Regions from separate parts of the Homo sapiens genome. Here region 1 is linked to region 2. The links are chromatin contacts, found by Hi-C or POLR2A ChIA-PET in ENCODE. All regions are on one chromosome and are shown on one strand. Each heading gives the region's core, a stretch centred on a gene start or an enhancer-like site at or near the end of the contact. The rest is flanking DNA. Distances are from core to core; before and after follow the strand shown. Region 1 overlaps RASA2 (RAS p21 protein activator 2). Region 2 overlaps LOC124909441 (a long non-coding RNA gene).

What was found. Hi-C counts contacts between places; a loop is a spot of excess contacts on that map. ChIA-PET counts read pairs that join two places held with the same protein, here RNA polymerase II (POLR2A). Pooled maps may share reads with other maps.
Region 1: a map of IMR-90 shows a loop between it and region 2 (2.3-fold over the local background). The contact joins two enhancer-like sites. A Hi-C loop is called at or near these places in 16 of 168 maps with a recorded cell type or tissue (A673, CD4-positive, alpha-beta T cell, GM13976 and 12 more), 1 of 37 single-sample maps with no recorded cell type and 13 of 50 pooled maps. POLR2A ChIA-PET finds 5 or more read pairs at or near these places in 3 of 52 experiments (CD4-positive, alpha-beta T cell, activated B cell and common myeloid progenitor, CD34-positive).

What each region holds. Positions count from the first base shown.
Region 1 is chr3:141,543,593-141,546,683 of GRCh38, reverse strand. The region is part of intron 5 of RASA2 (RAS p21 protein activator 2); the gene reads right to left. Among named protein-coding and RNA genes, the nearest start is that of RASA2-IT1, 20 kb to the right of the region's middle. Within about 2 kb of position 1,808, at least 3 of the 41 ENCODE cell types and tissues checked have a DNase peak (open chromatin) inside an H3K27ac peak, as active enhancers do; they include CD4-positive, alpha-beta T cell, where a contact is called at or near this core.
Region 2 is chr3:141,306,035-141,309,128 of GRCh38, reverse strand. It overlaps LOC124909441 (a long non-coding RNA gene), which reads right to left. Exons shown (of 4, transcript XR_007096119.1): 2 at 722-3,094. It also overlaps the pseudogene PHF5AP7. Among named protein-coding and RNA genes, the nearest start is that of ZBTB38, 61 kb to the left of the region's middle. Within about 2 kb of position 1,593, at least 2 of the 41 ENCODE cell types and tissues checked have a DNase peak (open chromatin) inside an H3K27ac peak, as active enhancers do; they include CD4-positive, alpha-beta T cell, where a contact is called at or near this core.

The DNA.
Region 1 (3,091 bases), core at 559-3,058, 240 kb before region 2:
AAAGCTTCTACACAACAAAGGAAGGATCAACAAAGTGAAGAGACAACCCACAGAATGGGAGAATATTTGCTAACTAACCATCTGAGAACGGATTAATAACCAGAATATGTAAGGAGGTCAAACAACTCTACGGGAAAAGAATATAATAATCTGATTTAAAAATGAGCAAAAGATCTGAATAAATATTTCTCAAAAGAAGACATACAAATGGCAAACAAATTTATGAAAAGGTGCTCAACATCACTGATCATCAGAGAAGTGTAAATCAAAACTACAATGAAATTATAATTTTTCTCCAGTTAAAATGGCTTTTATCCAAAAGACATGCGTAACAAATATTGGTGAGGATATGGAGAAAAGGGAACCCTTGTACACTGCTGGTGGCAATGTAAATTAATAAAACCACTATGGAGAACAGTTTGGAGGTTCCTCAAAAAACTAAAAATAGAGCTACCACATGATCCAGCAATCCCACTAAAGAAAGGGAATCAGTATATTGAAGAGGTATCTGCGCTCTCATGGTTACTGTGGCACTATTCACAATAGTCAAGAATTGGAAGCAATCTAAGTGTCCATCAACAGGCGAACTGATAAAGAAAATGTGGTATATATACATAATGGAGTACTTTTCAGTCACAAAAAAGAATCAGGTCCTGTCATTCAAAATAACAGGGATGGAACTGGAGATCATTACGTTAAGTGAAATAAACCAGGCACAGAAAGACAAACCTCGTATGGTCTCACTTGTGGGAGCTAAAAACTCAAACAATTGAACTCATGATAACAGAGAGTAGAACAAAGTTTTCCAGGGGCTGGGACGGGAAGTGAGGGTACAAAAATATAGTTAGATATAATGGATAAGATCTCGTATTTAACAGCATAAGAAGGTGACTACAGACAACAATAATTTATTATACATTTAAAAATAACTAAAAGAGGGCCAGGCTTGGTGGCTCATGCCTGTAATCCCAGCACTTTGGGAGGCTGAGGTGGGCACATCACGAGGTCAAGAGTTCGAGACCAGCCTGACCAACATGATGAAACCCCAACTCTACTAAAAATACAAAAATTAGCCAGGTCTGGTGGTGCACACCTGTAATCCCAGCTACTCGGAGGCTGAGGCAGGAGAATCACTTGAACCCAGGAGGTGGAGGTCGTGTCACTGCACCCCAGCCTGGTCGACAGAGTGAGACTCCATCTCAAAAAAAAAAAAAAAAAAAAAGTATGTAGTACCTCCCCACTCTCTCTCCTGTTCCTGCTCCTGCCATGTAGGACACCTGCTCCCGCTTGGTGTTTGTTATGATTGGAAGCTTCCTGAGGCCTCCCCAGAAGCAGATGCTGCCATGCTTCCTGTACAGCCTGCAGAACCATGAGTGAATTAAACTTCTTTATAAATTACCCAGTCTCAGGTATTTCTTTATAGCAATGTGAGAATGGACTAACACAAGACACTAACACCAAGATGACATGATTGTTATGATTATGTGACATGGATCTGAAAGCAGCCATCATAAAAATAATTCAATGAGCAATTTCTTTTTAACTTAAGTTCAGGGGTACATGTGCAGGTCTGTTATATAGGCAAACTTGTGTCACAAGGGTTTGTTGTACAGATTATTTTGTCACTTAGGTATTAAGGCTAGCACCCATTAGTTATTGTTCCTGATCCTCTCCCTCCTCCTACTCTCCACCCTCTGGTAGGCCCTAACGTCTGTTGTTCTTCTCTATGTGTCCATGCATTCTCATCATTTAGCTCCCACTATAAGTGAGCACGTGCAGTATTTGGTTTCATTTTCTGTTTCTGCGTTAGTCTGCTAAGGATAATGGCCTTCAGCTCCGCCTATGTTCCTGCAAAGGATATGATCTCTTTCTTTTTTACGGCTAGTATTCCATGGCATGTATGTACTGCATTTTCTTTATCCAGTCTGCGATTGATGGCCATTTAAGTTGATTCCATGTCTTTGCTATTGTGAATAATGCAATGAACAATTATGAATATGTTTGAAACAAAAAAACAAGAAAGTCTCTGCAAAAGAAACTCTCACCAAAGGAAAAAAGTTATAAAGAAGAATCAAATATAAATTTTAGAACTTAAAAATATAAATAACCAAAATAAAAAACTCAACAGATAAGCTAAACAGAAGAATGAAGAAGACAGAGGAAAGAATCAGTGAACTTGAAGACATAACAATAGAAATCACCCAATTTGAACAACAGAGGGAAAATAGACTGGGGGGAAAAGCAAAGGACAAAGCCTCAGGGGGACCTCTGGGACTGTAAAAAAAAGACCTAACATTTGTGCCACTGGCGTTCTGAAAGAAGAAGAGAAAGATAGCAGAGGTGATAAAGAATTAATAGAAGAAATAATGGTTGAAAATTCCCCAAATCTGGCAAAAGACATAAATATACATAGTCAAGAAGCTGAGCGAACCCCAAACAGGATAAATTAAATAAATCTATTCCAGGATACATCACAATCAAGCTAAAACATATAGAAATCTAAAGGCAGGCTGGGCGTGGTGGCTTACACCTATAACCCCAGGACTTTGGGAGGCCAAGGCAGAAGGATCACTTCAGGCCAGGAGTTCGAGAGCAGCCTGGCCAATATGGCGAAACCCTGTTTCTACTAAAAATGTAAAAATTAGCTGGGCATGGTGGTGCATGCCTGTAATTCCAGCTACTTAGGAGGCTGAGGCATGAAAATCGCTTGAATCCGGGAGGCAGAGGTTGCAGTGAGCTGAGATCACACCAATGCACTCCAGCCTGAGTGACAGAACTAGACTCCATATCAAAAAAAAAAAAAAAAAGAAAAAAGAAAGAAAGAAAGAAAAAAGAAAAGAAATCTAAAGGCAAAGAACAACCTTAAAAGAAGCCAGAGAAAAACGGTGTGTTACCTATAGGGAAAAACAATTTGAATGACAATGAACTTCACATCAGAAACCATCGAGGACACAAGGAAGTGGTACATTTTCAAATGTGGAAAGAAAAGAACTGTCCACTCAGAATTCTATATCTAGTATAATTATCTTTTACAAATGAAGAGGAAATCAAGACCTTCTGAGATGAAGGAAAACCAAGAGAATGTATCACC
Region 2 (3,094 bases), core at 344-2,843:
ACAAAAAAAGAAATCCATTAGGTCAATCAAGTGATTTGTGTGTTTAGATATTTAATCAGCCAACCAGCCAGTCAATTACTCAGGATTAACTTTTCAGATAGACAGTGGTCCATCAGGATCCATCAGTCAGAAAGTCAATTTAATGGTCAGTCTGTCAATCAGAGTGCTAGTTGTTTAAAATGCTAAACACCTGGCTCATCAGTGGGACAAAAGGGCAGCTGGGGTGAGGCCATCTGGACACAGAGCGTGTCTCTACTTGCTACAGCTGGAAAATAATGTACACAGGTGGGGAGAAGATTTGACTCCTCCTGGGCCGCCAGAGGGAGCTTTGGTTTGCTGGGAAAGAGGCCTCACGTGGTGTGGTTGACAGGGAAAGAGGAAAAGCGGCAAAACGTGGGCCAGGCGGAGTTGCCACCAGAAGGTGGTGTGGCCTTCCTTCACGTCTCCACCCTGCATACTCCATCGGCTTAACTTTAGGCTTGAAGGAGCCCACTTCTGGCCGGCTTTTGAGGAAAGGCCCCTGGAAGGACTTCCCATCCTAGGGCGTACCTAATTGAGGCATGCTTGGCTCTGAGCTGGGAGGAAGCCAGCCGGCTACCCACCAGGAGAAGGACTTGCCCTCCCTGGTTGTCAGGGGCATGCCAGCCAAAGCACCGGGCAATGGGGGAAGAGAGGGAAACTGGGGTGGGGATGCTGGGGTATGGGGAAATCAATACCATACCTGTCTGCCCAGGAGCAAGGCAGGGAGCAGCTTCCTAAAGCTGAGGCACTGAGGGCAGGATCTCTGGTTTGTGGGAGTCTACACCATATCCAGGGCTACTTCTCATTCAGCTTCTCCAGGGGCCACACTTTGAGCCTCCATACTCCCATTCTTTTGCTGAACTCTGTGGTCAGCAGCTTCCTCTCAAATGAACAGCAAGTCCAACTAAAGCAGGAAGGATGGAAGTTAGACATAGATAATGAAGAAACAAGGGGAAAGGATGAACCCTCTTGGGGAATAGTGGAGATGTTTATATAAGGTTCCAAATGCAGTGTTGGGCACAAAGGCAGGATTCAGTAAATTTGAGTCCCCCCAAGGGAGGTGCATGTGGCCAATGCGTTGTAGCTCCTACTTATGCATAAAGCATGATTTGATGCCTCCAGATGGGCTTCTTGGCTTTAAAAAGAGGGCAATGCAGCGTGAGCAGGAGCTACGGCTGAACATTATCTGGGTTTGATCTTTTGCTGCAAGCAGGCTGATGTTGCCATCGGAAGATTGTGTGAAAACTGACGGCAAGTGTGTGATTTGTGACCGCTGTGTCTGTCCCTTCACCCTGGTATGCTTATATGATGAGTGTAACTATGGCTTTTACCAGGGACACTGTGAGATCTGTGGAGGCCATGGGAGTCTCTGATGCCTATTATTGTAAGGAGTGCACCAGCCAGGAGAAGAATAGAGATGGCTGCCCAAAGATTGTCAGCTTAGGGAGCTCTGAGACAGGCCTCTTCCATGAACGTCAAAAATGTGGCATCAGAAAGAGGTGATTGGTGGGTGGCCCCTTCCTTCCCTGCATCGAGCTGCAGCAGCTGCCAGAAATGACGCCTACAACTATCAACAGAAAGGGAGCGGAGCCCCGGGCATCGCCGAAGTGCCTGCCGGTGTACTGGGACCCTGCCACCTCTCCCTCCCCTTTCGTACAAATGTGTGATAGGGATGGAAAAGGATTCTTTACAGAACACCCTGGCAGACTGAATCACAGAAGAATCGATAGATTAGTTACTGTTTTTTCTTGAATTTGAAAAGCAAGGTTCTGTCCTGCATATGGATATGTCCTCCCTACCCGGAGAGCTTCTAAAAACAAGTCACGGTTCAGTCTTCTGCTTGAGGAGCTGACTGTGAAGCTGCATGCAGTAAAAGACGTGTCCTTGAGGAGACTTCAGTGTGTGGCAGGAAGCTATCAGAACAAGAAATGAGGACCTTTCATCTTTCACATTAAAAAAAAATGTGGGCAGGGCTGTCATTCTGGTTTCAACTGGTTTTGGTGTCTCAGAGCAATGGAGAGAGTCATTTGTGAGAAATAATGACTCCTGCCAGGTGGAGATGGTCCATGTGTCTGGAGCTTCACATACACTCTGCGGGAGTCATCATCCCTGGTTTAGGGATTGTAGGAGCCTGGGTACCTTGCTTGAGGCTCCACACCTGCGAAGTGGTAGAGAACTGGATTTGAGCTTGGTCTATATGGTTCCAAAGCTCTTTTTCTAGGTGATCACACTGGAGACCACAGATAGGGAAGGGGAGAAGAGTGGAGGACTGAGAAATCACTGGCTTCTGAAGTGCTCTGGAAGCGACTGTCCTCTCGGAGATCCTGTCAATCTCACACCCCACACCATGATCCAAGACGCTTTTTCTGTCTTCCAGACATGCAGAAAATCCATCAACAACTGCAGTCCATGTACTCAGGGAGGCCCTTAGGGAGCCTGGATTTTATCTGGAAGGCTGTGGAGGGCCAAGGAAGCGTTTTTAATTTGATTTACGCTGTCATGAATGTAAAATCTATACATGCCGGAGAGAACTATTTAGTATGTATTGGTAAGCCATCACACATGCTTTCTGTAGACCCCTGTGAGGAATGTTTAATATAATGATATAATGACTATGAGTAAGGGCTTGAGTCAGACTAGTTTGCCTCCCAGTTCTGCCACTTCGTGGCTGAGAGGCCTTGGCAAGTGACCTCTCCTCTCAGTTTCTTTCCCTGTCTTAAAAATGGGGATGATAGGCTGGGCGGGGTGGCTCATGTCTATAATCCCAGCACTGTGGGAGGCCAAGCTAGACAGATTGCTTGAGCCCAGGAGTTTGAGACCATCCTGAGCAACACAGCAAGACCCCATCTCCAAAAAAATATATGAAAATTAGCTGAGTGTGGTAGCTCGTGCCTGCAATCCCAGCTGCTCGGGAGGCTGAGGTGGGAGGATTGCTTGAGCCCAGGAGCTTGAGGCTGCAGGGAGCTATTACTGCCATTGTACTCCTGCCTGGATGACAAGGGTGAGAGCTTGTCTCCAAAAAAAAAAAAAAAAAAAAAAAGAAAAGGGGATGATAATCTTTAAGTCACAGGTT